2 separate regions of the Homo sapiens genome follow, and region 2 is linked to region 1. A link is a contact called in ENCODE Hi-C data. All regions are on one chromosome and are shown on one strand. Each heading gives the region's core, a stretch centred on a gene start or an enhancer-like site at or near the end of the contact. The rest is flanking DNA. Distances are from core to core; before and after follow the strand shown. Region 1 holds the start of COX5B (cytochrome c oxidase subunit 5B). Region 2 overlaps VWA3B (von Willebrand factor A domain containing 3B).

Region 1 (5,511 bases), core at 1,039-3,538:
TTGTCGATCTATTCTTATTATTAATCTAAGCACTATACACTGGTTATACACTTTCAGTAAGTGGATGGCAAGCTAGCATTAACAGACAGCTTTTCCCAAAATAAGCATATTCCATGCCTACCAAAGAATACGGGTAAGAAATAAGACCAGCCATCTATGGGAGAAGGAGCCAATGCAATGGCTAGTCTTTACTGGAAAGAAGAAACTTTACAGCACATTTTGAGTAATTTAGTGCAGGTGCTCAGTGTGCCAGCTGCTGGGGCACCAGCTTGTAATGGGCTCCACAGCGGGGGCATCGCTGGGCCTCGCCTTTGTGCAGCCAAAACCAGACGACGCTGGTATTGTCCTCTTCACCTAAAAGGGAAAAAAGGTGGTTTATGGTCATCCAACCTAGAAAGGGAGACTTTCAACATGAATTTCTTTTCCTCAGACATCTCTGATACACAAGTAAGACTATGGTTGATATCTTAAGAGATCAGTTCAAGCCCTCCTCCCATTCTTCAGATGAAGAAATTGAGGCTCTGAGTTCACCTATGAGTAAACTGACCTTGTATCAAGGTCACTGTAAATTCTAACAATTCCCTTGCCTATGTAGAACGCAAAGCAGGGTCCGTTCTGGTATGTATCCCTAGTGTCTAAAATGATGCCTGGCATAGAAGCAGTATAACAATAAATATTTGCTGGGTGGGTACTCCTTCATGCCGCACTCCCAGTGAGCCAGTCTTACCGCTGTGCTGCGCTTCTTTCCAGTAAGGATGAACTATCAGGCATAATGAGGCTTGAGAGTGTCAAGACCCTTAGACAAACTTACCAACATGCACTCACACACTGAAGATTTGAGGCAGCTTACACACTATTGTAGGATATATTAAGCAAGTGGATAAAAAATAGAGGTGAGGTACTTACAGATGCAGCCTACTATTCTCTTGTTGGAGATGGAGGGGACTAAATTAGGGTCTTCCCTGGTGCCTGAAGCTCCCTTTGGGGCCAGTACATTGTATGGGTCCTGAAGAAAAAACAAAAAACAAAACAAAACAAAAAAAACAAGAATTGAACCATTAGGCCAAATAAGCCCTACCTTCCAGAAGCTCAGGGGACTGTTCCTACAAGCCAAGTTTCCTGTATCAAATACTCCCAGAGAGGAGACCACTATGAACACATCCAAGGCCATAAGTTACACAGAAGACACAGAAGGGAGTTTCTCCTTACCAGTCCCTTCTTTGCAGCCAGCATGATCTCCCTCTCCAACCCAGTCGCCTGCTCTTCATCAGTGGGAACACCACCTAAAGGAAGATAACGTGAATTATGACGCTGACTGAAATGACTGATAGAAAAACTACAAACAGAAATGATCAAGGAAAATGGTGCCCCGAAACTTCTGTATAAGTTTTAGCGGGCTCACAAGCTCCTAAAGGCTACTCATATCCATGGTCCCCTAAGAACCACCAAGTACCCATCCACACAAGCGGCAGCACTCGGGGGAGCTTTTTTTTTCTTTTTTGAGACGGAGTTTTGCTCTTGTTGCCCAGGCTGGAGTGCAATGGCGCGATGTTGGCTCACGGGAACCTCCGCCTCCCGGGTTTAAGCGATTCTCCTGCCTCAGCCTCCCGAGTAGCTGGGACTACAGGCGCGCGCCACCACGCCCGGCTAATTTTTGTATTTTTAGTAGAAACGGGGTTTTACCATGTTGGCCAGGCTGGTCTTGAGCTCCTGACCTCAGGGGATCTGTCCGCCTCGGCCTCCCAAAGTGCTGGGATTACAGTTGTGAGCCACCGCGCCCGGCCTATGAGCTTTTCTTTCTCCAACCACCGAGGCAAATTTGTCGACATTTGTCTAAAAGCATGTAGAACCCACTCTGCTTGAGGTGGGCGCAGGTTTGAAGGGAGGCCGGACCCCTCCCCATCCCGGTGGCAGCCCCGGTCCCTCCCAAGGTCACCCGGCACCTCCGTTTAGGATACTTTCGCAGCGGAGTGAGTTCGGGGAGCGGCAGGAGCAGCGGTCCAGAATTACAGGGAGATGCCTGCAGAGCCTGAGGCACTGGGGACCGTAAAGCGGCCACTGGGACCTCGAGAAGCTGCACGAGCCGCGCCGCTTTGCCGCCCTGGGACCACCCTGGGAGGGCAACACTCTGGTCCCTGGCACGCCCGGAGACCCGAGTACCTCCAGATGCCATGGAGCGCATCGCGGCCGCGCCACTGGGGCCGCGAGCCCTCAGGGCCTGCGCGGCCAGCGTTCCAGCTCCGCGAAGTAACCTTGAAGCCATTGCGTCCGCGACTAGCAGCAAAACTTCCGGGAACAAGCTGCAGAGACAGGAGGGACTTCCGGGGGCGGGCTTCTTTCTCCTCTCGGTCAGCTTTCGGCTTCCTCCCAGCCCTCGAGCCCGCCCACTCCCAAGACTGTGGCGGGGGCGGAAATTGCGCATGCCCAGCTCTGCCTCTTTCTGCACCGCGTAGTGGCTGAGGCTTGGGGGCGGGGTTGCCTTTAATAACGCTGGGAGGTGGGAAAGTCTTTTTGGTCCCTGGAGTTGAGCGGCTGAACCACATTGGAGTTCCTGTGGGTCTGGCCCCGTAGTCGTGTTCAGCAAACGTGGAGGCTGCTAATGGAAGCTATTAGGTCCCCGTCTGTGAAGAGACTTACTGAACCCCAAATGATTTGAATTTAGAAGTGGGCTCCTAAAGATCACTGCGTTCCTTACTAGGCTGGTTAGTGGCAGGGCTGGTTCTGGCAGTGCGTGGGCCGTCGCGAGCGTGTCGCATTGGACGGGACCTACCTGCAGTCCTGGCCCAGTTTCGTGTTAGAGTTGTACTGTGTGTGGGAGGCGCGGAGGTCCCGGCCTGGGGAGGAGGACAGGGCCGGGGGCGGGACCCCCTACCAGGACCAAGGCCCTGGTGATGTGAAGGAAGTGGCCACTCTTTTTCGAGGCTACTAAGGGAGGAGGAGCAGGAAGGGGAGTTGATAATAGGAAATGGAGTTAGAGCCTGCTGTGACTGGAGTTCCTTGTTTGAAACGGAAAACATATTCCGTCCATGGCTTCCCGTTGCCCATAGGCTAAGATGTGCAAATTTCTTAGGGTGAGCTTTAGTCAGTATAGCCCTGTGACAGGCTAGCTGCATGCGGTATCTGAGTTTCCCTACCAGATAGAAAAATCCCCTTAGAGTGGGAATTAATGCTCATCATTGAATCTTCAATGCCTTGCAGAGGTCTGGTATATAGTAGGATCCAGTAATTTTAGTAAATTTACTACTTGGATAGAGTATACAAAACCAGTTTATAGGGCTTTTCCTGGCCCAGTGAGGTCAATTGGAGGCAACATGGGGAGAGTTGAAGGCTTAGGTGCTCCCGCCTGTCTCATGCAGGCTACGGTATTTTCAAAAGGACGTGGTGGAGCGTTGCTTCACAGGAGCACGTCTGGTCTTCCTGGGTGCCCCCTCCACCAATTAAAAAAAAAAAAAAAAAAACCCTGTATTCTAAGGCCAAAATTTCTTTAAAGGTGGTTTTTGCTTTGAATGGCTTCACTGTTACTCCCTTCTCCCTCACCTCCACTGCAACCCCTCCAAGTTGAATTGGGCGAAAATTCTGAGGATCTGTAGTTAATTTGCAACTGTGGTTAAGGTCTTAGGCAGGAGAAAAAAGCATTGGTCTGGAAAGTAGCCCCACCAGCTAGTTCAGCTACTTTTTATCCTTTGGGCCGCCATTTCTACATCAGTAAAACTGTCGTTCAACTAGGTTAGTATTTCCCAAAGTGTATTGCATGGCATCCAAGTCTCAAGACATGATCTCAAGAAAAAGGACTTGGTCAAGACAGGGAGGGCCTGCATTTGATGACCACCCTTTTGGAGATGGACACTAGCATAATAAAGGCTCTGATTAGGCTTGCAGTAAAGACCTCTTATTTAATTTACCTGCAGTTTAAGCCAGAGTTTCCCTGTCTTAATTGACCACAAAATCCTTTCTGAGGAACACCTACTAACTTGCCCCTCAGCAAACCAGTGAGGTATTCAGCTCTGATATGTTATGATTCCCTGCTGCCTGACCAGAAGTGGTTTACTCCAGGCTATAAAATGGAAATTGAGTTTAGGCTTCTCACTCTCATAGTAGGCTTGCCTAATAATAGGAAATTTTCGCAGGCCCTCATCCAACTCAGGAAAACCTCAGCCTCACTCTGGGATTATTTAGATTGTGTGAGTGAGCTCCAAGGTCAGGTCCAGGCTCCCCAGATGTCCCCGCATCCCTTGCTGCTTCCAGCTCCCACCACTGTCAACTCACACCCAGTCCCTCAGGTCTCCTTTGGAAACAGTTGGCTTGGGGAACAGTCTGCCACCTCTGCTCTATCATTGTCTTTGCCAGCACAATAAACTTATTTTTATAGGATAATTTTCAGTTGTCAAAATAAATGTACATTATAAGTTGAACAGCACAGATATATAAGGAACAAGCTAGCAGTTTGGTGCTTATCCTTTTTTTCCTTTCCCTATGACAGAGTTTCTCAAGCTCAGCACAACTGACATCTTGGGTTGATAATTCTTTGAGGGAGGTTGTGCATTGTAGGATTTAACCCTATGTCATTAGCACCTCCCTGACATGATAACCAAAAATATCTTCAGCCATTGCCACATGCCCCCTGGATTTGCAAAATTCCCATTGAGCATCACTGCATATATGAATATAAAATATAAAAACATAACTACTATACAAAGTTTTAGTTAGTTGCTTCTTTCATTAAAAAATATTTTGTAGGCTGGGTGCGGTGGCTCACACCTGTAATCCTAGCACTTTGGGAGGCTGAGGCAGGCAGATCACCTGAGGTCAGGAGTTCAAAACCAGCTTGGCCGACATGGCGAAACCCTGTCTCTACTAAAAATACAAAAATTAGCTGGGAGCGGTGGTGGGCGCCTGTAATCCCAGCTACGTGGGAGACCGAGGCAGGAGAATCACTTGCACCCGGGAGGCAGAGGTTGCAGTGAGCCAAGATCACATCATTGCACTCCAGCCTGGGCGACAGAGCAAGACTCCGGCTCAAAAAATATATATATTTTGTAGATGTCCCTTCAGATCAATACATCTAGATCTTAACTTACGTGATGGCTGCAGAATATTCCCTACTGTGAATGTACGTTAATGTGCCCAGCCATTCTCCCATGATGAATATTCCAAAGGCTTCTAGTTTTTTGCCTCTCATACAATGCTGCAGTATATTCTCATACAATATCTGAGAGTATATTCTTATAGAAGCAAATATTTCATTTTCAGTAGAAGCTTATGCTCATTAACAAATGGCCATAAAATGTTTTTTTAAAAGTTGATAATTTTAAAAATAATATCAGCAAGCTTTTACCATTAAAATCTCCAAGGGGTTTAGTCCTTTTGATATTTTTCTGTACATGTTTTTGTCTATATCCACCTTTGTCTATTTTTTAAAAAAATTTTTCTAAAATAAGTCATATTTATTTATTGTATTTTAAAGCTCAAAATGTATTTAAACATTTTATTAATTTAGGCTCTTTTAAATAA
Region 2 (5,267 bases), core at 1,860-4,359, 520 kb before region 1:
TGCTGGGTTTGGCCTGGGTCCCCTGCTTGGTGTTCATTTTGTTCATCTGCAGGATGACAGGGGACCATCTGGGTTTTCGAGTGGGTGTCACTACATGTGAGCAGCTCCTCCAGACAAGCCTATTAGGTCCCTCTCAGGAACACCCAGGGAGCCAACCCTGGCAATGCAACCACAGCAACCAGTGCCCTAAGCCCAGGTCAGGACACCCAGTCACAGGAAAAAGCCACAGTCACCAGGAATTTATCAAGTCACACAGCAGGCTTGCCCATGCCTCAACCTCTCTCTCCCTCTACACAAGTCCCCATCCCCATTTCTCCTCTAACTGCATCCCTTTCCCAGCCGGCCTGACCTCCCTGCCCTCTGCCCTCTGCACCTCTGTAACCCAGGAGGCACTGCAGCCTGGCAGTGGTTCCAAAATTAGCTGCACACTAGGATCACCCGGGGAGCTTTCAAAAGTCCCAATGTCATCCCATAGGGATTAAATCAGGATGATTTAATCAGACATCCTGATTACATGTCCGGTGGGTGGGAAGCAGATATCAGTATTTTTACTGGTGGACTAGGTTTTGAATCTAGGCTTCATCATCTCATTAGCTGTGTAGCCTTGGGCAAGTTACTGAAGCCAAAACGGAGATAATACTAGCAGTAGCACCTGTCTCTTAAGATTGTAGCAAATATGAAATGAGCTAACGCTCATAAGGAGCCTTAAACAGTGCCTGATGTGTAAGGTATGTGCGTCCACCAGGTGTGCCCCAAAGGAAACCAGCACCTTACAGAGGAAAGGCCATGCAGGAGAATCCGTGTACCAACTCCCCTAATTGTGAAAGGGCAAAGAATGCGCTGACATCAAGTCCCTGCTTGGTGTGGAGCATGCATCATTGTATTTTGTCTGTACAGTGGTTCCTCAGCATCAAGATTATGATAGTCGTTGTGCAGAAGAATAAGGCTAAAAGAGACAAACTCAGGTGGGTCTAGTGATGGAGCTGGGATTTATAACCAGGTCTTTCTCACCCCCAAACTCATGTCCATTGTTATGAAAAATGCTTTGGTTTATAAGAAAAAAAGGGAGAAAATATTTTGTGTAGTCTCAATGTCTTTCACTAGTAAAAATGCAGTGAGGTTGTTTGTATGGTGCAGTTGTGGGGCTGGAACCCATCAAACACCAAGAAGTGCTTTCATTTACTCAGAATAGGGTAGGTGCTAATTAAATCATGGAAACCAACATCAAGATGAGTACAGCCTCACTGCTAATATTTTTTTGTAAAAGTTTAGGCAGGAAAGTTGCTGTTCTGCATTTTGGGTTCAAAATCAGACTACGTTTGCTAGCTATGTGACCATGGCCAATGACTTAATCGCTCTGTAATTCAGTTTCCTCACCTGTCAGTTGGAGATAATAAGAAACTCCCTCATAGAGTTATGAGGCTTAAATGAGCTAAATATAGGCCTACCCCTCAGGGCAGCACCTGACACATAGTATGTGCCCATTCAGTGGTCATATTGCTGTTACTACCATTTAGGGAATGCAAATCAGTCTTCCAAACTCCAAAGTTTCAAGTGGCTATTCCAAATTAGATAGAAGAGTGTTAGGTGAATATCAGAAATGCAACTGGATTTTAATAATTTCTTTTTAATATTAATAACTCAAACCCCCATTCACACTACTCCTTCCAAGTAAACATTCCACACTTTTTCCCCAGCCTGTGTCCCCTTCTGCCGCAAGGTCCTGGACCCTGCTCAAAGAAAACTGATTTAGGCCTTCCTGTAGGCATCTGAGAGCAAGTCAGATGGTTGCCTGCACAGACACAGACAGCGTGGATGGGATTTTGTCTGCAGGCAAGGGTCAAGGCTGGCCGAGCCGATCACTGAGCTCTCCTGCTCCTCCTCCCTGGAAGAGCACCGGCAACTCGACAGTCTCCCCTTGCCCAGCCTTCAGCCAGGCTCCTCTGAATGCTCTTCTCAGCGAGGCCTCAACCTTTGCACTTCTATGCTCATCTCTGCATCGCCTGATTTTAGCAAAAAGCCTAAGTCAGTGTAGCCAGAATGCCCCACCCTCAGTATCTGATCGCTTTGCTATCTGATCCACATCCTCGTTCCCACCGTCCCCCAGGCGACATCTGATCACACTGGCCTCTCTCCTGAAAGAATCCTGTCAAGTTGGTTTAGCGAGAAGCCCCCCTGCCCTTAACATCTCCTCTTAATAATTTTCCATCCACTGGCGTCCCCCTGACCTTGGCTATGAATCCCCACTTGTCCATGTTGTACTCAGAATTGAGCCCAGTTTTATACAGAGGTCTGGTTTTCCTTAGTATACAAGAGTTTGTCAAGAATCTGTTTTGTTATTGTTATTGTTGTTGTTGTTGTTGTTTTTGAGACAGAGTCTCTCTCCATTGCTAGGCTGGAGTGCAGTGGCACGATCTCGGCTCACTGTGATCTCTGCCTCCCGGGTTCAAGCCATTCTCCTGCCTCAGCCTCCTGAGTAGCTGGGATTACAGGCACGGGCCACCACACCCAGCTAATTTTTGTATTTTCAGTAGAGACGGGGTTTCACCATGTTGGCCAGGATGGTCTCGATCTCCTGACCTCGTGATCCACCCGCCTCGGCCTCCCAAAGTGCTGGGGTAACAGGTGTGAGCCACCGCGCCCGGCCCAAGCATCTGTTTTTACCACTTTACTGTCCAGCTCTGGGTACTGACAATCTCCACATATGCACACATGTGAGCACGTGGGCACACACACACACACATGTCCATGCATGTGTGTTCAGCCCCCTCCCCACCCCTCACCCCACACAGCTCTGGCTGCTCTCCTCAGCAGCCCCTCGCAGCTGGGCTCTGGAGCTTCTCTGGTCAGGAACATGGAAGCAGCCCCTGGTCCCCAGCTAGTAACATTTATGAATCTTTTACACCAGTGACCAGAAATAGCACCAACCGCAGTCCACAGTGGCCACGTCGGGCTTGGGAGGCTCGGCCACCAGCCTCTGGATCTGGGCCAGCGTGCTGCAGGCTTCCTCCATCTCTTGCCAAACGAGAAACACGTCCTCTCTGACTCCAGCTCCTAAAAGGGGAGACACAGCATGAGCGGCCGGCTGAGACAGGCCCAGGAATGTGGCAGCCCGCCTAGCAGGCCTGACGCATTGCAGCCAAGTTTCTGGAACATTTCTGAACATCAAATTCCGCTTCCCCCACTAATCTCTTTCTGAGAATCAGAACTGAAATCCCCAAGGAAGTGATATCATCTCAAGAAATCATAAATGCAGACTTTAGGATACAATAAATCCTTCTAAAGTAAATGTTTGTAGCAGCCAGAATATTTAAAATGAATTATTGATAATACCCAAATAAGATAGGAATAAAAACATTCAAAAGCACCTCACACAAGCCAGGGTCACCGCTGCGAGGAGGGGAAATGCAATGGAATGTTGTGAAAGCAACAACCCCTAATCCTTTCGCCATGTAGCCAAGGTGTCCTGCTTCTTTGAAACCACAGGTATAATATTTCCCCCAATGTAATAGTGATTGCCTGGTCTCCTTTTCTGGACCTCTACTGTCTCAGTTAAGGGATAGGTTTGACTCTATAACACTTTTTTAAAATGACATGGCACCATTAATTTAGATATTTATGTCTTTCAATCAATCGAAGTTCATGCCAAGGAGAGTGGTTTAGGGCTGGGATACAGGCTCTGCCTTCATCGAGATCCAGGCTCTAACAGATCAGCAGTTTCTAGATGTTGGGGCGGGTGGGCCGGGGGGAAATGGATGTGCACTCTGTGGTGTGCCATGCAGAGGTGCACGGTGAGAGGTCCTGTCCTGCTACCTTAACTGTATCAAAGTCAAGGTCCCAGCCATGCTGTGGTACTATGTTACTATGGGGGAAAGTGGGTAAAGAATAGATGGGCAGGCTGGGCACGGTGGCATACGCCTGTAATCCTGTAAAACTTTGGGAGGCCGAGGCGGGCAGATCAATGGAGGTCAGGAGTTCGAGACCAGGCTGGCCAACATGGTGAAACCCCGTCTCTACTAAAAATACAAAAATTAGCTGAGCGTGGTGGCCCGTGCCTGTAATCCCAGCTACTCAGGAGGCTGAGACAGGAGAATCACTTGAACTGGGGAGGCGGAGGCTGCAGTGAGCTGAGATCACACCACTGCACTCCAGCTCAGGAGACAGAGTGAGACTCCAGCCCAGGAGACAGAATGAGACTCCATCTTGAAATAAATAAATAAATAGATAAATAGATAAATAATAGATGGGCATCTCCCTGTATCACTTATTACCACTGCCTGTGAATCTATAATTATCTCAAAATAAAAAGGTTAATTTTTAAAATCTTGAAAACAGATCCACACTCTTTCTATCCTGCTCCTCGGTCATCTCAGCACATCCTTCTGTCTTCAGCCACCTTATGATTCAACATGGTGTCCTTAGTGCCAAGCAGCACGTCCTGAGCAGCAGGGCCACTGGGAGGACACAGAAGCACACCCCCTGATGGAGTCAGTTCCTTCGAGGCACCCTGCCCAGAAGGCCCACCCCACAGCTTCATTACTTAGCCACTGCCAGAATGGCATCACGCAGCCCCATCTGGCAGCAAGGGAAATTGAGAAATGCTTTTAGGCTGGGTATACTGCAACCCTAAGTAAAATTGGGGCTACAGCCTAAGGAGCAAGGGAGTGTATCTGGGTGGCAACTGGCAGTCCCTGCCCCTTGGCTGAGACATGTTCTGTCACCAAATACACCGAAAAGCCCCTTCCTCCCACTTCCCAAGTCTGCATGATAATTAACTGATGCCCAATATCCCACAATCACAGATGATGAGAGACCACCCTCCAGTCTACGGGGCACCCCAGGAGACTCATCCACCCGGGGCCAAAGGACTGATCCTAAGCCAACAAGGCAGACTAGGGCAGACCAGAGTTGATGTTTCTGAATTTTAAAATATAGTCAAGAAGGGTAGGGCAGAAAAAAGGGACATCAAAGTTCTAGCCTCTTGAAGTGGGACAAATCAAGTGAGAGAGTATTAATAGCTATGTTCCTAAAGGGGCAAGTGACAAGCCCTGACAGAGACGGACGGCTACCATGGCTCTGTGGCCATCAACAGCCTAGGAAGTGAAATCTGATGTGTCCTGAGCTCCATGTTGAAAATCCAAAAATAACACAGGCTGCTGCCAAATGCGAACCTTAAGCCCACAGGCCCTCTGAACGCTGTAAAATCAAGACAGACTGCCAGCTGCTTGCTTCAGCCTGGAGGTGTTAAGTAGCAGGAGTCTCTTAAA

What was found. A loop is a pair of places that touch in the nucleus more often than their neighbours do. Pooled maps may share reads with other maps.
Region 2: a loop to region 1 is called in a map of ascending aorta, with 6 times the contacts of the local background. The contact joins the enhancer-like site here to the promoter of COX5B in region 1. A Hi-C loop is called at or near these places in 1 of 168 maps with a recorded cell type or tissue (ascending aorta) and 4 of 50 pooled maps.

The regions. Positions count from the first base shown.
Region 1 is chr2:97,642,839-97,648,349 of GRCh38, reverse strand. COX5B (cytochrome c oxidase subunit 5B) reads right to left here and starts at 2,288. Exons shown (of 4, transcript NM_001862.3): 1 at 2,161-2,288; 2 at 1,210-1,283; 3 at 907-1,006; 4 at 1-354. The coding sequence starts at 2,263. The coding sequence ends at 242. RefSeq lists enhancers at 2,184-2,363, 2,544-2,593, 2,396-3,330.
Region 2 is chr2:98,160,638-98,165,904 of GRCh38, reverse strand. VWA3B (von Willebrand factor A domain containing 3B) reads right to left here. Exons shown (of 28, transcript NM_144992.5): 8 at 2,929-3,054. Among named protein-coding and RNA genes, the nearest start is that of VWA3B, 76 kb to the right of the region's middle. RefSeq lists an enhancer at 2,379-2,925. Within about 2 kb of position 3,109, at least 13 of the 41 ENCODE cell types and tissues checked have a DNase peak (open chromatin) inside an H3K27ac peak, as active enhancers do.